6 separate regions of the Homo sapiens genome follow, and regions 2, 3, 4, 5 and 6 are each linked to region 1. A link is a contact called in ENCODE Hi-C or POLR2A ChIA-PET data. All regions are on one chromosome and are shown on one strand. The core of a region is the stretch at or near the end of the contact, and the rest is flanking DNA. Distances in the headings are between cores, read along the strand shown. Region 1 holds the start of NCF2 (neutrophil cytosolic factor 2). Region 2 overlaps LAMC1 (laminin subunit gamma 1). Region 3 overlaps C1orf21 (chromosome 1 open reading frame 21). Region 4 has its middle 7.9 kb from the start of LINC01686. Region 5 overlaps LAMC1 (laminin subunit gamma 1). Region 6 holds the start of RGS16 (regulator of G protein signaling 16).

Region 1 (3,965 bases), core at 28-2,527:
GGAGGCCGAATCACCTGAGGTCAGGAGTTCGAGACCATCAGCCTGGCCAACATGGTGAAACCCCATCTCTACTAAAAATACAAAAATTAGCAGGGCGTGGTGGCAGGCTTCTGTAATCCCAGCTACTCAGGAGGCTGAGGCAGGAGAATTGCTTGAACCCAGGAGGCAGAGGTTGCAATGAGCTGAGATCGTGTCACTGCATTCCAGCCTGGGCAACAAGAGTGAAACTCCGTCTCAAAAAAAAAAAAAAAAAAGTTATTTCAGGCCCAGATCAGATGGATCTCCAAAGATTATCCTGTCTCAAAAATTTGTTAATGATAATTTCAGCTCAAGATAAACACTAACATATTAATACAGCCTATGGGATTACAAAAAAGTGAGCAAGGAATTCATTCAAGACTGGAAAGAATTATCCTCTCATCTGACACTCCCATTTAACAAGGGTGTGGAAATCAAGGCCCAGTGACACAGGATTTTTTCTCCATCACTTTGTAAGCCAGGAACCTCTGGCTGGTGACACCCTGCCCAGGCCTCAGTGGGCCACACTACCTGCTGCAGGAGATGGCCTGCCCACTCGGCCTGGGTGGGGAGTTTTATTGAGTGATGAAAACAGCTTTCAGTGGAGAGGGGATGCAGGGGTGGTTCCCCTACCCAAAGGCAGGAAAGTCCCCCCAGTGCGGGTGAGTCTGGGGCTTTTATGGGCTCAGAATAGGGGAGGGGCAGGACATAGGTAGTACTGGAAAAGGCAACATTCAATTGGTTAAAAGGCATTAGTCAGAAATAATTAATTGGGAAAGAGCAGACAAACAGGAACAGAAGTTCTCACTCTAGGTCACGGGTTTCATTTGGGACCAGTAGCCTAGTCTTTCAGCCTTCAGGCTGTTTTTGGCTTGAAGGTGGGGTTTCACCAGGGACCTGCCCCTATCTGCCTAGGCATTTGGCTGCCTCCTGTCATTATCACCAGGGAGGTGCCTCTACCTGCCAAGGTTACCCTGGCTCTAGAAGCAGAACTTTGGCCAGAAGCTGCCACAGAACAGGGGTGGGAGAGAGAAGAGGAGCTGGGTGACAGAGCAGAAGCATTTTGGGGAACTGATCCTTCAGGCAGCAGCTGATGTACTTCCTCTCTCCTCCACACTCCACCCCTACTCGCCCTCTCTCTCTCTGCTTCTTTCCTTTTCTCTCTCATGGTAGGGTTATGAGTCAGTTGCCAAAAGGTGGGGACATTTCCTGATGCATTTGCAACACTGAGAAGTTATCTTAAGGGAGGCTGGGCCCCATTCTACTCATCTGGCCCAGAAAGTGAACACCTTGGGGGCCACTAAGGCAGCCCTGCTAGGGGAGACGCTCCAACCTGTCTTCTCTCTGTCTCCTGGCAGCTCTCTTGGCCTCCTAGTTTCTACCTAATCATGTCCCTGGTGGAGGCCATCAGCCTCTGGAATGAAGGGGTGCTGGCAGCGGACAAGAAGGACTGGAAGGGAGCCCTGGATGCCTTCAGTGCCGTCCAGGACCCCCACTCCCGGATTTGCTTCAACATTGGCTGCATGTACACTATCCTGAAGAACATGACTGAAGCAGAGAAGGTGAGTGGAGGTGCCTCTTTCCGGGCCTCCTCTGTGCATTTGTTATTATGATTCTCAACCCCATTGCATTTCGGAAACCTAACCTCTGGGGAGATTGAAAAGAACAAAAGTTGCCCAAGCTCCACCCCTAGACAGCCTGATTTAACTGGTCTGGGAGGGGCCCCAGGCAGCCAGTTTTAAAAGCTCTCCAGGTGGAGAGCAGGTGAGGGGCAGCCAGGGTTGCCTCTTTCTCCATCTTCTAAATTAAAATCATTCTACAAGTGTCTTTAACACCTTTGTGAAGGCTGTCCTAGTCGTACTTTCTTCTACACAGAACTCCTTCTGGGCACAGAATCTCTATCTATCCCAGCGCTTTACACCTGATTATTGATTCTAAGGCACCTCTTTTGGCTTTCCAAGACTTTCATGTGTGTCGACTTTGCCTGCTCAAGAGATTTAAGGGAGGCACTTACAAAAAATAGCTTTTATCCCAAGTGACAATTCTGATCAATTATAAAGGAGACTCTTTTAAAGATGCTGAGGCTGGCAAGAGGAAATTGTACTGTGATTGACTAGTGATGTCTGCTGGGGGCATGGTGTGGGATGTCTCGCATCTTTTTCGTTATGTTTTCTCACTCAAATACCATAGTATGGAGTTAAGCATTCTCGATAATTATTTTTTTGATTGGTTGTGGTAAGGTGGAAAGGGTATGGAGTTTGGAAGGAGAAGATCTAGGATCGAATCCTAGCCTCTGTCTCTCTCTGGACTTTTAGTCTTAAGCAAGCTATGTAGCCTATGTAGACATCTGGCTTTCAGCTTCCTGAGTTTCTAAATATCATGAAAATTAAGTGAGATGCCAAACTATTAATGTCTCGTGGAACTTCACACCACTGTATAAGAGTTAGTTATTATTTTTACCGATTACTGCCAGTCTTTGCAAGGTGTGGCAGTGGTTGACTCCCCAGGTCCCTTAAAGAATCAGTCCCTTCCACACTCCAACAGTAGGTAAACAAGCCTCAGCCACACCCTCCTGACAGGAAGACAGAGAAGTGACTGAAATGTTCTCACATAGCTTGACAAGTCAATCTCAGGCTCTAAGGCAGAGCATGGCAGGACCCCCCACCTCTGGCTGGAGGAAGGACATGGCCCCACCTCCTCTCAGGGGCCTGCTGAGGGGCTGAGTGAACAGCACCACACATTCTGAGGGCTGATGGACACAAAGTGCACATTGTCCAGGAGAAGAGATTGGCAGCTAGTCTGGGCACAGCTATGCCAGCAGGGACTGTAGCCTCCTGCCTTGGCCTGGATATGGGATCCTTGGCAAGGTTGTGTGGGCCACCACTCACTTCTCAGCTCCCAGGCCTTCAGGCCCACATGTCTCTGTTTCTCCTGGCATTCCTCTGCTTCTAGCCTTCTCATTCCTTCTGCCTTTCTTTGTTTTCCTGCTTGAGCCCTTCCTACTAGCATTTATATGCATTCTTATTCATTATCATTTTAATTGTATACTATTCATGTATAAGTTTGTATAGTAAACAAATATAACAATTTATATAATATTTTAATTATTTTCATTTGCAATAAATTTTATTATTTATTTAAACTGAATGTTCAATACATTCATAGGAATACAAGAAATGCAACAAGGGTTAAAATTTCATTATTACATTAGATATCATTTTTTCTTTCTTTTTTTTTTTTTTTGAGATGGAGTCTCACTCTGTCACCCAGGCTGGAGTGCAGTGGTGCAATCTCGGCTCACTGCAACCTCTGCCTCCTGGGTTCAAGTGATTCTCCTGCCTCAGCCTCCCAAGTAGCTGGGATTACAGGCATGCACCACCAAGCCCGTCTAATGATGTTTCATTTTTCAAAGAAGCTTCTCCTATTTCCCTATCTTTTTTATCTTCCACAGAGCAATAAATAGTAATTACTACTCTCCTGGACAAGGTGCTCTGTTGTGTTGGATAGGAATTGTATCTTTAAGTTTGACATCATTATCACCTCCAAAAACTCTACCTTCACTTCATAGCACAGTCTCGCTGCATTGTTTCACAGTAAAATTGTACTCTACTCAAACTAGGAGAACTCAAAGAAATTAGAGCAAACAGCAGTTAAATTCATATGAATGAAAGACAGAAGACCAAAGATTTTAAAGTACTGATTTAGTAACATAGTGTCTACTGGCTCAAAGCTTCTATCTAATCATATTAAATCATATTATTAAAACAGCGATAATAGAAATGAAAGCTACACTAATGAAAAAGGAACTTGGGAATGAGGTCATTAAATATAACTAACTATATTTTAAATATAGATATGTATTTTTTATTAGTATCAGGTAAATGTCTAAATTATCTATTCTGAATTCTAGTCTCAGAGAAGGTCAGAGACAGTTACAAAGAAGGCGC
Region 2 (4,147 bases), core at 314-2,813, 520 kb after region 1:
TCACTGCTCTGCAGATGTCCCAAATGACCACAAACTACCATAAAGATTGATTTCTGTGGTTTCAAAGCTTAGCAAGCAGGCAAACATGCAAATATCAAACCTCCAAATAATGAGGCCGGAATGTAGAGTCACACATGAACCTCAAAGAGCTGTAGACTTGTCTTCCCAGGGCCCAGAAAAACAAAGACAGTACTATGCTTGCTATTATTCTGAATTACAGCTGTATCTGGACACAGCTTCAATTTTCAAGTGAGAAACTCCACAGGGTAATAGCTACAGAACACAGCATCAAGTATTTTCCTCCACCCACGTGTAGACAAAACATCCATACAGGCACAATCCCAAGTTACTCATTGTCTTCCTTTCTGCATCAATCACCAATTTCCTAAGTTGTCAACACACACACAAACACACACATACACACCAAGTTTCATATAGAGAGATGCTTCCTGGATCAGTCTTTAATGGGACTCAAAAAAAAAAAAACAAAAACAAAAAAAACCCAGCTTCCTGACATATAAAACATGATTTCCTAAACAGCAATCTTTAAAAGTGATGTTACTTTGTATAGCGACACAGCAGGTGGCAGGCTGTGATGAAACAGGAAATGAGAACAAATGTCTCCCACACACTCTTGCAGACCACCACAGGGAATACATCAGCACACAATCCTTCATATTTATCATCCAACCAACCATCGTCTGTAGGATTTCTCTTCTTTGAACTCATCCCTACCCACTGCTCAGTTACCCTTACCACCTGTCCAACAATTCTTTCCATATCAACAGAAGAAATTTGCCGAGGTTGACATTACAAGGGGAACTGAGAACTCCCATTTAAGATTTTGAGGAAGACCCTACTGAATTCAAGCAGGAAAAAAAAAATCCCTAAATTAAAGTTTATTTTCTCCTTAAGCCCCAAATAAAAAATATGAGTAAAGTTTTCCTAATTATTAACTAGATACAGCATTTATTCCATTTCTAGTTAAAAAATCTAATAGGAGCTCTTATCTCACCACCCTAGACATTAAATACAAATGGTAGTATATCCTTCAAATCACGGCCCAGATGACAAAGGAAGAACACACAGACATTACCATCACCCACAAAACTGGAAGTATCCCAGGAACATCTGGGCATCCACAAGGCATCCCAGTCATCCAACCTCTGTGACAGGCCAGAGAGATGCCTAAAGAGCCAGGACAGCAGAAGAGGTTCAGCTCTGAACCCCCAACAGAAGCACTAGTTGGTCCCTGTCCCTTTACTTAAAATCATAGCTATTCTAAAGATGGAAGGAATAGAGGAGTTCTCAAGCCTAACTACCTTGTTTATAGGTGAGGAAACAGGCCCAGAGACTAAATAATTTGCAAATATAACTAGTGAATCACAGATTGAACTTTATGACTAGGTATTTACCTTATAAAAGGGCTATGGAAGAATGATTTACTAGGCAATTATGATCAAGTCTAAGAATCTCTTACCTAATTCCACGCACATGCCACAATCTAGCCCATTCATTCATCTGTCCACTCACTCAATCTTTGAGTAATCATTTATGAAGAGACTGTGTGCCGGGCACTGTGCCATCTCAAACTACTTAAAATTATTCAACCGGGCCATTCTTTTTTCAGGCTTGGTGCCTTTGTCCACACTATCTACCTGGAATGCCCTCCCTATCTCTTTCAACACCCACTCCTACTTCAATGATGGTCCACTGGTGCTGGCTACCTGGAGAAGCATTCTAAAAACAGGCTCCTCAGAAAGCAGCACAAGATCAGCAAAGAGACCTGCCAGGGCCAGGGAGGTGCAAGGAGCACCCAGCTCTCCCCTCAGACTCAGCCGATGCTCCTTACTGCTGTTACCACACAACTGTGACATACCAGATGGTCTGGGCTGTATTTCTTTAAGTTGGGGGACTGACTGCATTACATTTCTAACTCCCAAAACAATCTGGTTGGATGCTACAAGAAGGAGGCATTCCCTGACACACTGGACACCCAGACCTCTCTTCAGGCTTTCTGTTTAACTTACCTTTCTCTCCCACAACAAATCCCACTGAAACAACAGAATAAATAGTATAATATACACCTCCAACTAGACTGTAATCTCCTTGAGGATAATGACTTAACTTTTACCTTTCCTGGATCTCCCAGTGCACAGACATAGGACATTACATTTTTTTAATAATTAAGTTTTACATATATTGATGAATAGCTAATCATTTCTCTAGGTTTTACATATATTGATGAACAGCTACTCATCTGTCTAACTTTAAACATGCATTAGCACAACAGTGATAATGAAACTCCCTATTTATTGTTCCCAGACATACACAAGGCTGTTTTGAAAATATGGCAAGAAACAAGTTAAAATGCTTATATGCCATATAAATGGACCCAGAGTCCTGACAATGAACCTAAAACCATTCACTGAGTTCAGATGTTGTTGTAATACACAATATAGCAGGTACAGTAGAGAGTCTGTAATATGAAGTTACATATTGAATTTTAAAACATATACTCCAGGCAGAATTCAACAGTGGAAAACTGTCTCCCACAAAACAAGTCCCTGGTGCCAAAAAGGTTGGGGACCACTGATATAAAGTATATACCTGTGTCACTTTTCTTTCTTTTTTTTTTGAGATGGAGTCTCGCTCTGTTGCCAGGCTGGAGTGCAGTGGCGCGATCTCGGCTCACTGCAACCTTCGCCTCCTGGGTTCAAGCGATTCTCCTGCCTCAGCCTCCCAAGTAGCTGGGACTACAGGCGCCCGCCACCATGCCCGGCTAATTTTTTGTGTTTTTAGTAGCAATGGGGTTTCACCATGTTAGCCAGGATGGTCTCAATCTCCTGACCTCATGGATCCACCCACCTCAGCCTTCCAAAGTGCTGGGATTACAGGCATGAGCTACCGTGCCCAGCCCATGTGTCACTTTTCTAAAAACCTAAAAAAGTCATGAATTGTGAAACACCTCTTGCCTTGAGTGCTGGATATGCAATTAGAGACCTGCAATAATTTGATATCTACTTCATAGAGTTCTTGTGAGGAAAATGAGCATAAAATATGCTTACACATAGTAGGTCCTCATTCAGTGGCTGCTGCTAACTTTCTTAACTAATTTGAAGAACATTAATATCCCTAAACCTTTCTGGTTTGGTTTTCTTCTTCATGCTCACCTAAATAATTAGTAATTTGCTTAGCACAACAAATGAGTACTAGCTTACTGTTTCTTACCTTAGACTGTAATATCCTATGCACTTGAAAATAATTAGTTTACATTTCAAATTCATTTCAGCATTGAGATTGTGTGTATTCTTTACACACACACATACACACACAAAAAAAAACAATACAAAATGGATAACCCATTAACATGTTACATCATCTCAGGCAATAAGATTGTAACAAAGGCCTTTTTTAAAAAAAAGAAATCCATTTTCAATTTGGTACTAAGAAACTCAGTACTACCAGATCCTTTTGATCTAGCCCCTAAGCCTCAGTAGGTCACTCACTAGGAAACAGGCCCTAAGCTCAACTCCCATTATGCTTTGGGAAGCTTGGGTTAATGGACTCCAATCCACTTATTTTCTGGGAGATTTATCCGAAGCCAACAACTATAAATGGTTAAGTCTCTTTTCACCATTCATTTTATTACAGAAGCACCCATGTGAAGCCCTCTAATAATAGATTTTCCAAAGTCCTTTCTGCTATCATGATACTCCCAATACTACAAATATTAAGGTCAATACTGACAAGCCAAAAATAAAAAAATTTTTAAATATATTGACAAGTGGCCAGGCGTGGTGGCTCACATCTGTAATCCCAGTACTTTGGGAGGCCAAGGCAGGTGGATAACGAGGTCAGGAGTTTGACACCAGCCTGGCCAATACAGTAAAACCCTATCTCTACTAAAACTACAAAAAAAAATAGCTGGATGTGGTGGCGTGCGCTTGTAGTCCCAGCTACTCAGGAGGCTGAGGCAGGAGAATTACTTGAACCTGGGAGGCAGAGGTTGCAGTGAGCCAAGATCCTGCCACTGCACTCCAGCCTGGGTGACAGAGCGAGACTCCGTCTCTCAAAAACAACAACAACAACAACAACAACAAAAATATATATGTATATCTATATATATAAGTACAGAACAGCCAAT
Region 3 (3,936 bases), core at 213-2,712, 900 kb before region 1:
AGTAGAGATGGGGTTTCACCATCTTGGCCAGGCTGGTCTTGAACTCCTGACCTCACGATCCACCCGCCTTGGCCTCCCAAAGTGCTGGAATTACACGCATGAGCCACCACACCTGGCCCACCATATCTTGTAATAAACAAAAACAGTGTCTTTTACAGAGAATATTGATGCTATTTGATGGTGATGCTGGTAGTGGGGGGAGGGAGGGAAGATGAGTAAGTATATTGACGTTAATTTTTTCTTTAAAAGGTAACAATGCAAAGCAGAAAGGAGATTCAGAATGGGAAATTATCTGGGGGCTTGGTTTGACCTCCACAGAGATCTATGCTTCATTTGCGTATTTGTTCTGTCTTCTCATAGAGCACTGCTCCTATTCTGGGAAGACATAAAAAGAAAGATAAACTGAACTGGGATGGTGGGTACAAGTGAAGAGGATGGGAACAGGGATCAAAGCTCAGAGCAGCTCTTGGAGATCAGAAACTGGAGCTCAGAGTTCCATGAGGAACAAAAGAGTGTAGGGATGAGAGTCTATGTTGCGGGGGGAAGGCAAGAGCCAGGTGAAAGGGAGGTGGCTGTTACAGGAAGGGAGGCGAGAGTAGAAACTTGCCTCTTCGGGCACCCTGGCCCTTAAGAAACTTGCTAAAAATGAACAAGCAAGCCATGTCTGAAACCCCTTCACTCTCAGGTTGAATGAAATGAGATGTCACTGTGTGACGATGACATGCTGTGCAGATGAACTGCAGTCCCAGGAGGTTCTAGGGCTGCAGCACTTCTCCTCACTTGGGCCATGCCCTGTGCCTGGGTACAGCTGAGCCCTGGAAACTGAAGTAGGAATTTAACTGTTAATGATGTTCTTTTTATCCCAGCTAGCATCAAACAAATTTGCCTCAAGAAGGTAAAAAAAAAAAAAAAGCAAAAGCAAAAAACATTAATGTAGAATTTTGACCCTATTAATCCTTACAGCCCCATCTTAAAAATCTTTGCTTTCACAATTTTCAAATTTCATTTTTCATTCCATGTTGCTAAGCCTCAGACCATGGTCATTGCTCTAAAACATAAAAACTCTGCCTCCTGCAAGCCACCACTAAAGAGGAGCTTGTATTGGTACAAAATTCTACCTCCCACTGCTGCCCTTAACAGAGAAAACCACAGATACAATATGCTCTAATGAAGCTCATATTTAATCATTCCCCAATATCCCAAGCCCGCCCATATCTCATTATCTCCATTCATACCTCCCTAATCCAGACCACCAACATCTCTTGCTAGGACTACTGAGCAAGACTCTAACTGGTCAACTGCTTCACTCTCTTCCTATAGTCTATTCCCTACGTAGCAGTCAGACCTCATCACTCCCCTGCACTCAAAACCCTCTCCTGACTTCTATTACCTTTAGAACAGAAGCCAGTGTACAGAGCAGTACAGTCCGGCCCTGGACTGCCTCTGTGAGTTTGTCACCCATCACCCTACTGGCACAAGGGCATCAGGCTTCTTCCTGGAATCCACTAGCCAGCTCCCTCTCAGAAATTTGGCTTTGTTGTTTCTCTGCCTGAAACATTCTGTTCCCAGGTATTCTCATGGTTTGCTCAAAGGTCAGTTCCTCAGATAGACCTTCTCTGACAGATGACTCTGAAACAGCCATCCTGTCAACTCTCCATCCCCTTTTGTATTCTCATGACACTTTTCCCTGACAGTACATGTTTGTCTCTCTTTTTATTACCTTTATTACCTGCTAGAATGTGAGCCAAATGAGGGCAATCATTATCATATTACATGTTATATCTCTTAGTAAAATCCAGTTTATAGTATTTGCTCAACCAATAGTTCTTAAATGAATAACTTTAATTTTCAGAGTTCCATCAGAGTTAAAAGCACATTGTCTTTCATTTTAACATGCTGGCCATTTAACAATTGCATCATGGGAAACAAGGCAAGAAACAAAGGAGGAAAGCTGCACTCCAAACTCAAGATCTTATAAACACTTTCAGATAAAAAGACATCTCTTGAGTGACAGAAGGCAATGAAGACTAAAAGGTTAATGAAAAAATATTGTGTTAAACAGCTAACACAATAAATGCAAAAATACTTGGTGCCACATTAAAAATAAAATCCTATTTCATACATAATTTGACAATTTCTTCTTTGGTTATAGATCAAAATCAACAGTGACATTTATACAGTGAGGCATGCATATCTATAGCTGGAAGGGAATTTAAATGTAATTTAGCTTGTCTTGAATGTGGTTTTCAAATGAAAATCAAACGTAGTCTAAATAAAGATTTGTACTCGTGTGACTGTTTTGCAATTTGAAGGAATTAATTAGCTTCAAAGATGTGCTATTTAACATCATGATTTTTCACTTCACCCTTACTCTTTTACCTTCAATGCTTATAGCCATGTACATAAACTTTTAAAATTATTTTTAGATAAAATGTAAATGTACATTTATATTATAGCTTCCAGCACAGATTATTACTATGAAGAAAGCTGACTATAAACATTGTATTCCTCACGGCCTGTGTCCTCTCCAGCAGGCATCTTCCCCAGCTATGGCTGTTCCAACCAAGAAACTTTAATTATGTAACCTTTAAAAAACTGTCAAAGACCATTTTTATTCATAGTTTAAACATGTGTTGTGAGTTACATTTTAGAGAATTTTATATATACTTAATATTATAGCCACAGAAATATAATCCTTTAGAATCTGACTTTCTGTAAATTTTTACTTCTTCTTGCCCTATTATAGTCTGGCTGGACCAACAGAGTACAGCTATATAAGTTAATAAACAAAACCACACTCTCAGAGTGATCAGATCATAGTACAGTAGCTCTTGAGAAAATCAGCAACCTGGGAAATTAAATGTTCTCCTTTTGGCCTAGATTTTGTTTATAACTGTCTTCTATTAGATATTTCATTATCCTTTTCAAACAACAGGACCAATCTACCCTACCCTGACTTCTACCACAAACCTTTAAACAGAAAGCCAACAAATGGAATCCTTCACTGACTAGCAGCAGCTGCACAGCACCAATTTAAGCATCAGTGGATGAAAGATAAATTTACAAACCAGCCAGCCAAGGTGGAAGCAGAGATACAACTCCACACACTTCAAGCTTTCTCACCTTCAGGCTCATGGTAATGTTCTGAAGCTACAGAAGATATTGGTGATACTTCTTTCTAATTTTTCATTGAAAAAGTAAATATCACAATGCAATTAACAATTTGGTCAACTCTGGACCATAAAGCTTTTAATAGCTGAACACTACCACCACCACCATTTTTTTCTGAGAGCAATCAACAAAGCAATAATCATATATAATCTTGCCAATGGCTCCACTGCAGGAAAGAAACTGACACCACACAGTTGAGTGAATTGTCCATAGTGTGGGGAGCAGGTAAATAGAACCTTTGAACATTAGCACTCAACACTCCCATAGCAATCACACAGTTCCACCCACTCACTCCCAAGACGCAGAAACCAGAGCCCACAGAGGTCACCCTGTAGCATGGTTACTCTGTGGCAGAATCCAAATGTAACCAGGTTCTGCAGGCAAGTCAATGGCTTCTCTATAAACTGGGCTCACTGGGCTTTACAGCCACTTGTTTTTGTTTATGTGCTTGTTCTAATAAAACCTTACACAGCACATAGCTCACTGTGATCTCTAAGAGGAGTTATTTCTGTGAAGGTTTGCTTACAGTAGAAAATTTGAGAAAAACTGAGAAATTGAGATTAAAGTTACAAAGAATGAAGATGGCTCCGTTTCAAATTAGTCATTGTCAAACTCTGCATCATGCTTCTGATTCCTTCTCTTCCTAAGAGACTTTACGCCTCAGAATGAAGAGCAAGACAAGGCCCGTTAGCTAAAAATAAACTTGAGATATGGAATTATATCATAGTTATTTCCTATCTTTACTTTTGTTCTCATAGCTTAAGC
Region 4 (3,926 bases), core at 381-2,880, 970 kb after region 1:
TCACTAAACTCTACATGACGGATATTATCATCATATCCATTTTCCTGGTAAGGAAATTCTCAAGCCAGTAATAGCTGGGGTTTGAGGGAGCCAGTAACTAACACCTCTGCTTTTCACTCACTTCCTGAGTTCAGAACCCTTTGACACAGGAGTCAGATACCTGATGATGAAAACGTCAGCTTTATTACAGAAAAAGCTGGTTTTGAGGGCTTGGCTAAGAGCCACATGCTGCCAAATGGGTGTGCTAACAGATTCTCCTGAATTGAACTTAATTCTCAAACTGCAGACTTCCTCTCAGGCTCCACTAAACTTACCATAGAGTAGGAATTGTGGGTCTCCTGGGGACAGGCCACTCCTGAAGAGAAGTGAGTATGTCTGGTTCCTTTTTCTAAACTCACCAAGCAATGAGTTGCTACTTCTATGGGTAGGGCTTACTAGATTTAGGGGGAAAGTTGGGGAGAGAAGTCACAATTATAACTTTAGGGCAACCCCTTCTCATGAAAACATAGGAATCAAAAAGAAGTGTTGCCCTGAAAGGTTAAGTGGGATTCAGACCCAGATTCATGTTCTAAAGCAGTTATTACATCCATGGTTTTCATTCTAAAAATTTTGTGCAAACTAATTTATGTGCACCGAGTCCTAAATTAAATGGACTACAGGACATTGGATTTGAAGGAACACAGTGGTGAACTTTTTGCTAATGGGTGACTTTTTATATTCTTTCATTCATTTAAATAGTTTTTGTGCACCTATCCTGCAATAGGCCCTGAGCCCATCACTAGGCAGGCCAGGATAAATGTCCTGGCCTCTCCCTGTCCTCAGGGAGCTGGAGGACTCATCAGCCATCTCCAAGTTTCAGCTCTGGCCTCAGCTTTCTTTTTCAGCATATCTTCTGTTGACTGATTCCTTTTGTGCCTGCTATAACCAACAAACAGGATTTCTCCTTGAGGCCTCAACACATAACACCCCACTCCCTTTCTCATCCCTTGACTTTACTTATACTGTTTCCTATACCTGGAATCCAATTCAGTTAAGCAAACATTTTTGAGCATCTGCTGTGTTAGAGCTGTGAGAGGTAGAGCTACAAAAAGGAATAATATCTAGCTACAGTATCCTGTAAAGCTTGGCCTTTAAATGTTTAAATCCTATCCATCCTTCAAGGTCCACTTCCTCCATGAAGTCTTCTTAGGTTCCTCAATCAGCTGTAATCACTGGTATTTGCCTCAATTGTAGCTTTGAATGATGCTTTCACCTGCTGACCGAGGACTCCTCAGCCACCTGTACCTAAGGGAGCACAATGGGAATACCCCATAGTTCCATGACTCACCTCTATAGCCGCGTCCCTGAAAAATCGAGTCTTTCATTCCCATGCCTAAAATGTTGCTGCCCAGCATACAATGGGCAGGAAAGGACACAATCAATGGATGGCAAAGACCACCACTTACTTGGCCTCTCCCTATACCTTGCTTGGCTACCTCCCCCCGAGTTCACCTTTGCCTCAGTGGCAAAGGAAGACCCTCCTGTTGCCATGGCTACTGGTCCTCTCCCCATACCACTCTCCTGACCTCCCACCACATCCCCTGCACTTCAAGCTTGAATGCGCCTCAGCTGCAGATGCTCTCACCTCCCCCTCCAGTCCAGGACCTCAGCCTTTCCGGTCCTTCCTTTCATTCCTTCCCACAGTCCTAACCCTTCGCTAGGAAGCCAGAGCTGCTCTGTCCTGGGCCCAGAGCCAGGTTATATTTTGATGCAACCCTAGGGACTCTTTGGGGTTTTTTTCCAGGTTTAGACTTATCGAACATCTTGCCAGACCAGGGAATATAGTCAGATTTCTTTTTCTGCTGCCTATACAGGAAGGAGAAGTGGGGGAGTCCCCTTCTATTATTAGAGAAATTTTGGTTTGCAACAGAAATTCAACTCAAACCAGCATGAATAAAAGGGAGTTTTGGTGAGAATACTGGAACACCCCATGGAATCTGTGAGCAGAAACAGTGAGCAGAACCCTAAGGAATGCAGAAGCCCTGACTTTCCTCCTCTTTTCAGTTTCTCTCTGCGTACTACCTTTCTCTTTTCTTGCTGACTGTTCTCTGTTTACCAGTTCACATGGCAAAAAATGGTCAATAGTTCCCACATTTACATCATCAGTCTTAACACAAAGATATGGCCAGGTGTGGTGGCTCACGCCTGTAATCCCAGCACTTTGGGAGGCCGAGGCGGGCGGATCACGAGGTCAGGAGTTCGAGACCAGCCTGGTCAACATGATGAAACCCCGTCTCTACTAAAAATACAAAAAAATTAGCCGGGCATGGTGGCGGACGCCTGTAGTCCCAGCTACTTGGGAGGCTGAGGCAGGAGAATCGCTTGAACCCAGGAGGTGGAGGTTGCAGTGAGCCGAGATCGCACCATTGCACTCCAGCCTGGGGGACAAGAGCCAGACTCTGTCTCAAAAAAAAAAAAAAAAAAAAAAAAAAAAAAAAAAAAAGACACTGAGAGGGAAACCAATCTATCCTTCATCCTGGGGTCCAAAATTCCCAGGTAAGAGACGGATTGGCCCAGGTTAATTTGAATGTGCTCAATCTGGTCAAGGAGGCAAGATCACATTATCAGAGCACAGCATTTCTGCTGCAACCACATGGACACAAGAAGGGAAGGGAAACTTTCTACAGAGGGGTACTGGGGCCAAAATCCAAAAGGTGTCTCCCAGACCCTCTCATGGAGCAAATTTTAACAGCCACCTCTCTAGGAAACTGGTCCCCCTCATTCTACATCTAGCCACCTAGGCGATATTGCTGATAATATGCTATTTACAGTTGTATCTTTTGCACCACTCCCCACCCCTCCTTAATCTCCTGGAGGACAGGGGCATGCTTAGGGTTGTTTGTGCCCTCCAGTGCTTATCCAGTGCCTGCACTCAGCAGGTTCATCTCATGTCTGCTGAGAGAACATGATGTTTACATGTACCAAGAATTGTTCTGGGCCCTTGACACATTAACACATAATCCTTGAAATAACCCTATGAGGTAGGAACATGTGAGGAGGGCGAGGAGGGTATGTAACTTGTCCAAAATCACAGTTAGTCAGTGTCATAGCCAGGATTCAAACCCAGGTGGTCTGGCACTCTGCTCTTAGTTCCTGGCCAGTAGACTTCACCACCTCTCCATCTGTGTTTGGTGAGTTTCTAGCTTAATCCTCAGGTTTTCTCAAGAGAGCCAAATCTGTAGATGCACACAGGCAGCGGTGTTTCTGGATAAGAAGGGAAAGTAGGAGTCAGGAGGTACTTGGCTCTTCCAAGATGGAACTGGCTACTCTCTCTTTCATGCCCATACCTTATCTGTGCACAGGTAGCACCTGGAACTTTTTCCTTCACCGATTTGTTTATGTGTCTGTTTTACATACATGACCAGTAGTGTTTGTTTTTAAAATTTATTTAATATAGTCTTATTTTAAATAAAAGTATTGCTGGGCAACTGGTTTTAAGTTGTATATGTAGAAGAAAATAATAAAATTAACTATCTCTTATTCATCTCCCCTCTGCTCCACCTCCCTTTCTCCAGTGAAAACCATTTTCAATGTTAAGGTATTCATCTGGTACTTCCCCTATATTTCTAACTCACAGAGTATGTGGCTGTCTCTTGAGTCATTAATTTCAGACATTAGTTATAGACTTCCTATTATGGTAATGAAGATATTAAAATCATGTACATTTTCCTCTTTTCTGCTAGCTCCCTAGTCCCCCAATTTCTGGTTAACAAAGCTTTTGTTATTGTGATTGTATAAATATTGTTTGCTATTAAGCCAAGTAATATATCTTATTTACCTGTACATTCTTGCATATTGTTTTTCTTTTTTCCTGGAGTTAGTAATTGCCTCTAATTTTTATTTGTTTAGTTTTCTATCAGCACCTGACTAAGCCCTCCCATGTGCTC
Region 5 (4,239 bases), core at 1,193-3,692, 540 kb after region 1:
AGGCAGTTCAGGATCCAAAAGGCAGGTGGAAGCTGCCCATCCTCTCAAAGGCTAAGCCTAGAACTGCCATATCATCACACATACTGTCCCATATTGGTTAAAGCAGTCACAGCCCAGTCCACACACAAAAGGAGGAGTGTCAAAGCATCTGTGGTCATCTTTAATCCATCATAACAATCAAAATCAGAGTTGCATCCTAGACAGCTGTGACTTATTAACTATTGAATATTGAAAAGTAAACACCTCAGATAAAAAAATAATTTGAAAGGAGAAGAGGAAAGGTAATTCTCAGAGGAACAGATATTCTCATAACCTGCTAACTCAGAATTTAGGACTGTAACATCTAAAGGCCTTAAAAATATCCACGTCTTTTAATTCAGTAATTCTTTTTTTTTTTTTTTTTTTTGAGATGGAGTTTCACTCCTGTTGCCCAGGCTGGAATGCAACAGCACGATCTTGGCTCATTGCAACCTCCACCTCCCAGGTTCAAGCGATTCTCCTGCCTCAGCCTCCCAGGTACCTGAGATAACAGGCATGCACCACCAGACTCAGCTAATTTTGTATTTTTAGTAGAGACGGGGTTTCACCATGTTGGTCAGGCTGGTCTCGAACTCCTGACCTCATGTGATCCACCAGCCTCAGCCTCCCAAAGTGCTGGGATTACAGGCGTGAGCCACCGAGCCTGGCCCAGTGATTCTATCTTTAAGAATCTGAGAGGCCAGGCACGGTGGCTCACGCCTGTAATCCCAGCACTTTGGGAGGCCGAGGCGGGCAGATCACGAGGTCAGGAGATCGAGACCATCCTGGCTAACGTGGTGAAACCCCTTCTCTACTAAAAATACAAAAAAATTAGCCAGGCATGGTAGCGGGTGCCTGTAGTCCCAGCTACTTGGGAGGCTGAGGCAGGAGAATGGCGTGAACCTGGGAGGTGGCGCTTGCAGTGAGCCGAGATCACGCCACTGCATTCCAGCCTGGGCGAGAGTGAGACTCTGTCTCAAAAAAAAAAAAAAAAAAAAGAATCTGAGAAAACAAGCAGAAACATTGATAAAGTGAGGTAAATATATCAAAGAACTATTACAACAGTCACAATGTAGAAGTAATTTCTAATAAGAGATAGGGTTAAATAGAGACAACACTATCTTTCAAAAGATGACTAAACAACATAATAAAAGCTCACATGGAGAGTACACAATATAACCAACACCAACTTTGAAATCTGATTGATAAAGGTCAACTGGCAGATAACACTACCTTGAGTGGGAACGACATCTTTAGCACATAAGATTCTAAGTGTATTATGCAAGGAGACTGAATTTGAAAAAAATAATGCACGGAAACACATGTGAAATGGTATCTACTACAGATTTGATTTACTATTGATGCTGCCCAAACTATTCCTATTATGCCCAGTTTAAAAAATAAAGAACACAATTGACACAAAGGAAGAAAATCCAGAATGATTTTTTTTTTTTGTTTTAGTTTGGTGAGAATGGGAGAGTATGGTATTTAAGGAGATAAGAAAACAGACACTTTTGGCTTGGCATGGTGGCTCACGCCTGTCATCCCAGCACTCTCAGAGGCCAAGGCAGGTGGATCACTTGGGGTCAGGAGTTTCAGACCAGCCTGGCCAACATGGTGAAACCCCGTCTCTACTAAAATTACAAAAATGAGCTGGGCATGGTGGCACATGCCTGTAATCCCAGCTACACGGGAGGCTGAGGCAGGAGAATTGCTTGAACCCGGGAAGCGGAGGTTGCAGTGAGCTGAGATCACACCACTGCACTTCAGCCTGGGCGACAGAGCTAAACTCCGTCTCAAAAACAAAAAAAAAAAACAAAAAAACCTTAAATTCAAAATTGGAGAAAATAGTTACAAGAAAATAAATCAAGAATATGGTATTGACACAACCTCTGTAGATAAACTTAAAAAATTAGATTTCTTTTACCACAATTATACAATTTTTTAAAAAGACTTCTGCCACAACTTATTCTAATACTGTAATTACAATCAGACCAGTATTAAAGTCTTTCCATTTCTGTATGTCTTCTCTACACCTGGGGATGCTATAGATGGCATTTTACCAAGAAAAATATTAAGATGATTCTGCTGAGAACTATTTAAAGAGCAGTTGTATACAACAAATATGAAGATTTAGTAAGAAAACTTGGAGAATTTGCTCCAAATTTAGTTTCTTCTATAAGAGTGGGAAAGTAGACTAGAAATATCAGCAAACATTTCTGGAGTACACATTAGATGCAAAGAACTATATTAATAATAAAGACAGGAAGAAATTCAAGATGTAGTCCCTGCCATCATATCTCCAGTTGGTGAGACAATATATATACCACAATGTTAATACTAGGTAACAACTTGGCTAAGAATCTGAATAGGAGGAAGTGATACCTGGTATTTTCGAGAGGGCTTTGGCTTCCTGTGTACAACAGAGCGGAAGGGAGAGAGAATATAGGGGCAGAAGACTATTTAAAAGACACGTGTGAGGATGAGGTGCTGTAAAGTGAAGATTTTCAAGCCCAACAGACACTCATGTCCCCAATACTATAACAAATATTTTAAAATGCTTCTCCTTTACCATCCCAAAATAAAACTCATAAATTATATAATCTACAACATATATAACTTACAAGTGGGGTGGGTGGTGTACATGTGTGTAGCTCTAACTATAACATAAAGCAGAAGTTAAAAGGAAATACACGCCTTTTAATAGGTAATAGCTCAGGGATTACTATACTAGAATGTATAACAAAGCTATCAGACATTTGTACTTATTTATAACAAGTTTATACTTTTAAAAACAGAATTGGATGTCATTCTGTACAAGGCATACAGGAAATGAAAGGATAGAGCTATAGGTGGACACTGCAATAAAAATCATTGTTGGGAAACGTAGCACCAGCAGATTTACCTGTATGTTTTAAGATAAAGAGGACATTTTAACTAAGTAGGTATAACAGGTCAGAACAAATTACACTGAGGGACAATGACGTATCTCTGCCAACTTTATCAGCATGTTTCCTTGTAAAATGTTCACTTACTCTTAGTGATTTCATTGTTCCGTAAGAAGAAACAAGGTAGACACAGTAATAGCTATTCACATTTAGGAAAAGATGGTTGAAAGCAAATTTCAAAATTTCAGCTACTATCAACACTTTTATTTACATTTGATATTTTAGAAAAAAAGAGGCTAAGAATATACAAATTGGTACACAGATTCACTCTGATTGCTAGAAAAGCAGACTGATTTACATATGTGTTGTATGGGCAACTTGAATATCATGAGAGGCAGCGTTGGCAGAGATGGGGCCTTCCGAATTGGTGAACTAACTCTCGGTAAGCTAAAAAAATATTTATATACATGGTGGTTGTATTCATGGGAAATTACATATAATAAAGTTATGAAAAAAACTGTTTATGTGTAAAGACAAAGTTATGTTCTAGGCTCAGGTATTTATAATCAGGTTTTTTAATAGCACAAATGTCCCGTGAGAAATCCAAAAGTTAGGCAGGATTTGGGCAATTCTTTGTTGTATGGGACTGTCTCCCATCCCCTCCAATTCCCCACAATCCCCTCCTGTCCACTAAATACCCCTACGGGGACAGTACCACACTCATTTGAGAACTACTTCTGTAGTGTTTACAGACAAATTACACATGGGTCTATCTATCCCCAAAACTTAAAAGACTCATATCTATCACATTTTACAAGACAACATTTTAACAAGGTCCCATACATTCAACACTCTTTGTTCCAAGTCTTTTAAATGCAATCCTTTCTCAGATGATAAATAAGGTTTCAGAGGGCGTTAGACAGTTTTGAAGAGAAAGAGACAAAAGAGCTTAAAATGCATGATCCACAGAATTGATATAAAAATATAAAGACTGACCTAAAATATCTCAGAAGCTTGAGAAATTTATCACACTCTGTAATTGAGTGATTTAGTTATGAAGAACAAAACAAAACCCAAGTCCCTCTATCAATGCTTCCTTGAGTTACCACTGGTTCAGTTTGCTTTGTTTTTTAGGGAAATACATGTATTAATCAAATCTCCAGTGAATTTTATGAATAGAAATGTTTCCATTTTCCAGATTACCACTTATTGCATCAAACAGTATGAACAGCAACTAATTTGGTAGCTAATTTTACCAAAAAGGTGAATAATATCTGTATACTACCTAATTTGATATTTTAGAGCTATTTTAATTAACTGAAACCTGTACCCA
Region 6 (3,891 bases), core at 564-3,063, 990 kb after region 1:
ATTTCCAGCTATTTCCTGTTCCAGTACACTTAACTAAGAGTGCCTCAGGTGTACTTAACTAAGAGTGCCTCAGTATACACTGCCTATACTGTATTCCAAGAGGCACAAAAGACTCACTAATTTTCCTTATTGCTAGCAATCCCAGTATCCCTATTAAGTAAAACTGAAAGCTATTATAACATTTATTGACTGCTGACTACATGTTGAGCACTGTCATATAAGCACCTTATATGTTGTCACGGATGCTGTGCGGTGCCACCCAGATCCCGTCTTGGGGACTGTGATCATCATTTCCCAGGGTGTTAGTCTCTCTCCAGGAATTGCTCTTGACAAAGGGCACTGCCTTAAGATTAGGCTGTCTTCTTGGGCAGCTGTATGCAATGAATGGTCTTTATGGGGTTACCAGGGCCTTGTCCTCTTGCTTCAGTGGACAGTTCCAAAGGGCCAGCTGAGCTTCCGGGCATTCCTTGGAACCAGCTGGGGTCTCTGTTGAAATGGCATGGCCTTCAACTCCTCCCTCTGCCCAGACCTGCTTTCTTTACTCCCTCTTAATTCTGATAACTCTCCCCAGTAAACCTCCTGCATGCAAGTGTCTACCCGAGTCTAGTTCCTAGGAACTCAAACTAAGAATTAATTTATTTAGTTCTCACAACCACCTTATGAAATAAGTTGTTCTCTTCGTAGAGACAAGGAAATGGAGGCATAGAAAGGTTAAGCAGTTTGCCTCGTCTCCCATCAGTAGCCAGTTAACAGTGAACGTGGCCTTCCTGCAGCTGGGTCTTCAGCAGGTCACCTGGCAGAGCCATGACTTGAAACCTGAAAATCTAACTCTAGACCCTGTACTTTTAACCTCACATACAGCCTCTTAATAGCAATCCCAATGCCTTTATGGGAAGATGAGGTGAGAGGAAGGGCATTTATTACCTTTATGTCAGAGATGGAGACAATAAGGTATTAACTGCTTAAACCCAGGATCGTCCACAGGTATAGCCGTGACCGGGTACTAACCTTTGTGTGTGTGTGTGGTGTGTGTGTGTGTGTGTGTGTGTGTGTGTGCAATGGAAAAAGAATGGCAAATTCACATTTGAATTTTGGAGCCAACACTTACTAGCTGCACATCTTTGAGCAAGTTATTTAATAACTAAGACTTTGAGCAAGTCTTACTTATGTGCCTAGCACATAGTAGGTGTTCAATAAACTACTCATCCCTATTCCACTTTTCTGTCATCTCCAACTGTGATCTTGGACAAGTTTATTTAGCTTTCTGATTCTCGATTTCTTCATCTATAAAATGGAGATGATGATGAAGAGCTTACTTAGCCCCGTGTCCATCATGGTAAGAGCCTCGTAAAGGGTACTTATCAGTATAATCAGATGCTGTTTTGCCCAGGTTTGCACCCTGTGCGCCTGTCCTCAGGACCCAGCAGGCTCAGACTTGCCTGCGATCAAAGAAAGCCCTGTGTGCCTCCCAGACCCACCACCCCCGTGCAAACTCTCTCAACACGACACCGCTGCGTGACTTTCCTGCTGTTACTAGAGGTCGGCAGGTACTTTTCCCTAGGAAACTGGGTGTGCACGTCTCATCCCCGTGCCAATTCTCTTGCCGCTTTTCCTTCCACACGCGGCGTCCTCTGGGCGGAGGGTGCAGCTCCGCGTGCTCCAGCTGCCGCGAAAGTTGCACCCGGCCCAGTCTGGCTGCGGGCCCCGCCTCCGCCTTCTCAGCGCCCAGCCCCACCCTCCGATTGGTCAGCAGTGCCCAGCCCCGCCCCGCTCCTCCGAGGGGATTTAAAGCAGCGGCCGCTCAGTCTGGGCGCTTGCAGGCTGCTAAACCCAACCGCAGTTGACTAGCACCTGCTACCGCGCCTTTGCTTCCTGGCGCACGCGGAGCCTCCTGGAGCCTGCCACCATCCTGCCTACTACGTGCTGCCCTGCGCCCGCAGCCATGTGCCGCACCCTGGCCGCCTTCCCCACCACCTGCCTGGAGAGGTAAGGGGAGGTTGTCCAACTGCTTGGGGGAAGTCCCACCAACTCTTAGGGAGTGGAGCGGCAGGCCTGGGGACCTGGGTGGGCGCGGGGATGGGGCGCTAGAGGCTTGAGTAGAGAGGTAGAAGCGCACTTGATGCCACGTGCTCAGATTCCAGGAGCAGGGAGAAAGCAAGGGGAAGGGAAGCAAGGGCCCGCGGCTTGCTGCCATCCCCATCCTCTGACAAACTGCAGTCGTGCTCAGGTGACCTGCTGAAGACCCGGCTGCGGGAAGGCCACGTTGACATTTCCAGGCAGCACTGAGCCTGCCCATTTCTTAAGCATTTGTTTTTCATTCCTCAGACCAGAGCTAGGGGCATTGCCTCCTCTGCCCCTGGAAGACAGGGAGATTTTTTTTTTTTTGGTGGGGTGTGTGGGGGTGGGGGCTCCCACTGTTGAGGGTGTGTCCATATTCCAGAGAGCTACTCAACAGCTTCCAATCCTTACTGGCTGGGAAGGAAAAAGTAAAGATGAAGGCAGGAATCAGTTTCCCACACAGTTCAGAAATACTTCTGAAAAGAATGCTGAGTTCTTTTCTGAATCAACAGGCACGAAGAGAGATCAGTGTGACTTTAGGGAAAAGCCCATATATGCAGCGTGTGTATTACCCAGAAAGTGTAAGACCTACCACAGCATAGCTCAAACATTGCTTTTGTTGCTTTGGGGTTGATGATGCTGATAAGAGAAGCACTCTTGGCCTGGGGACAGCCAAGAGTTTCCAGGAACTCTTGAGGCTAAAGTTTGGGTGGCACCACCCAGAGCTCTTCTGGGACCCATAAACCTCTCCACACTGGCTGAGCAAATGAGAGAATGCTTTCATGTTCCTGATTTGTTTTTCAGAGCCAAAGAGTTCAAGACACGTCTGGGGATCTTTCTTCACAAATCAGAGCTGGGCTGCGATACTGGGAGTACTGGCAAGTTCGAGTGGGGCAGTAAACACAGCAAAGAGAAGTAAGTGTTGCTGACCAGCTCAGGGCTCCGAGAGGGAAGGGAGTGGGAAGGGAGTCATGAGGAGGGAAATACAGGGAGAAGCCAGGACACGCTAAGTGGACCTTGGCAACACCTCCCTAGAGATTTTAGTGGGACTTGTTGCTGGTCTGTTATGACTACTTGGCTCATGGGTGAGTGGGTAGGTGGCTCCAGGGCTCCAAGTCCATCCACGGATGAGGGCACACAGGGCATGAATGCCTAGTTCCCAGACTCTCCCACCTCGGGATTCATTGCACGTGCATCCAGGGCTAGGACAGAATCCAAGACCACTTGAAGTTTTCTAGTATGCACCTTGCCTAGAAACTCTTTCATATTGGCTATCAACTGTACCAAACTCTGGAGTTATGTGTAGATGTAATCTCTATTTATGAGGACCTTATTTCCTTGGGAAGGTGTACAAAACAAATCTTTGAGAGTCAGGGGAATTGAAATAATTTTTGGACAGAGACGAGACAGGCTTAGAGATATTGACTGAGGACTAAAGAGTCCCTGGCTTTGATTTCTGGTTGCTGAATTGTGCTCTAGAAAGCACTACTGCTTACCCTAAGTCCAACTAAGAGTTTGAGGTGTCAGCTTCAGCAATCACCAAGCAAGCCTTTCTGTGAATTTTATGCAGTTTTCCATCAGAGTTCTGGCTAGAATTTGTACTATGCTTTGGTTTGTTGATTTTTTTTCTTACTCTTTTTTTTTCTTTTTGTCTTTTAGTAGAAACTTCTCAGAAGATGTGCTGGGGTGGAGAGAGTCGTTCGACCTGCTGCTGAGCAGTAAAAGTGAGTAGGAGCCTTTTGTGTCTGTCTCTGGGTGGCACATGTGTACTCATGTGCTTTGGAGCCAGCCCCAGGACTGCTGAGAGCCTGGGCAGAATAATAGTAGTAGTAA

The links. A loop is a pair of places that touch in the nucleus more often than their neighbours do. ChIA-PET counts read pairs that join two places held with the same protein, here RNA polymerase II (POLR2A). Pooled maps may share reads with other maps.
Region 2: a map with no recorded cell type shows a loop between it and region 1 (8-fold over the local background). The contact joins the enhancer-like site here to the promoter of NCF2 in region 1. A Hi-C loop is called at or near these places in 3 of 37 single-sample maps with no recorded cell type and 3 of 50 pooled maps. POLR2A ChIA-PET finds 5 or more read pairs at or near these places in 1 of 52 experiments (GM12878).
Region 3: a loop to region 1 is called in a pooled map, with 4 times the contacts of the local background. The contact joins the enhancer-like site here to the promoter of NCF2 in region 1. A Hi-C loop is called at or near these places in 1 of 37 single-sample maps with no recorded cell type and 2 of 50 pooled maps. POLR2A ChIA-PET finds 5 or more read pairs at or near these places in 1 of 52 experiments (HCT116).
Region 4: a pooled map shows a loop between it and region 1 (7-fold over the local background). The contact joins the enhancer-like site here to the promoter of NCF2 in region 1. A Hi-C loop is called at or near these places in 20 of 37 single-sample maps with no recorded cell type and 7 of 50 pooled maps.
Region 5: a map with no recorded cell type shows a loop between it and region 1 (5-fold over the local background). The contact joins the enhancer-like site here to the promoter of NCF2 in region 1. A Hi-C loop is called at or near these places in 2 of 37 single-sample maps with no recorded cell type and 4 of 50 pooled maps.
Region 6: a loop to region 1 is called in a map with no recorded cell type, with 5 times the contacts of the local background. The contact joins the promoter of RGS16 here to the promoter of NCF2 in region 1. A Hi-C loop is called at or near these places in 18 of 37 single-sample maps with no recorded cell type and 6 of 50 pooled maps.

What each region holds. Positions count from the first base shown.
Region 1 is chr1:183,587,771-183,591,735 of GRCh38, reverse strand. NCF2 (neutrophil cytosolic factor 2) reads left to right here and starts at 1,277. Exons shown (of 15, transcript NM_000433.4): 1 at 1,277-1,580. The coding sequence starts at 1,407. It also overlaps the pseudogene C18orf32P1. RefSeq lists enhancers at 548-887, 998-1,257.
Region 2 is chr1:183,067,432-183,071,578 of GRCh38, reverse strand. All of the region lies in intron 1 of LAMC1 (laminin subunit gamma 1), which reads right to left. Among named protein-coding and RNA genes, the nearest start is that of LAMC1, 46 kb to the right of the region's middle. RefSeq lists enhancers at 650-699, 710-779. Within about 2 kb of position 1,563, at least 7 of the 41 ENCODE cell types and tissues checked have a DNase peak (open chromatin) inside an H3K27ac peak, as active enhancers do; they include GM12878, where a contact is called at or near this core.
Region 3 is chr1:184,491,822-184,495,757 of GRCh38, reverse strand. All of the region lies in intron 2 of C1orf21 (chromosome 1 open reading frame 21), which reads right to left. Among named protein-coding and RNA genes, the nearest start is that of C1orf21, 110 kb to the right of the region's middle. RefSeq lists an enhancer at 340-409. Within about 2 kb of position 1,462, at least 6 of the 41 ENCODE cell types and tissues checked have a DNase peak (open chromatin) inside an H3K27ac peak, as active enhancers do.
Region 4 is chr1:182,621,072-182,624,997 of GRCh38, reverse strand. No RefSeq gene overlaps it. Among named protein-coding and RNA genes, the nearest start is that of LINC01686, 7.9 kb to the right of the region's middle. RefSeq lists an enhancer at 2,121-2,180. Within about 2 kb of position 1,630, at least 4 of the 41 ENCODE cell types and tissues checked have a DNase peak (open chromatin) inside an H3K27ac peak, as active enhancers do.
Region 5 is chr1:183,047,059-183,051,297 of GRCh38, reverse strand. The region is part of intron 1 of LAMC1 (laminin subunit gamma 1); the gene reads right to left. Among named protein-coding and RNA genes, the nearest start is that of LAMC1, 26 kb to the right of the region's middle. Within about 2 kb of position 2,442, at least 2 of the 41 ENCODE cell types and tissues checked have a DNase peak (open chromatin) inside an H3K27ac peak, as active enhancers do.
Region 6 is chr1:182,602,311-182,606,201 of GRCh38, reverse strand. RGS16 (regulator of G protein signaling 16) reads left to right here and starts at 1,813. Exons shown (of 5, transcript NM_002928.4): 1 at 1,813-1,986; 2 at 2,863-2,973; 3 at 3,718-3,782. The coding sequence starts at 1,943. RefSeq lists enhancers at 1,499-1,578, 2,049-2,098, 2,189-2,248.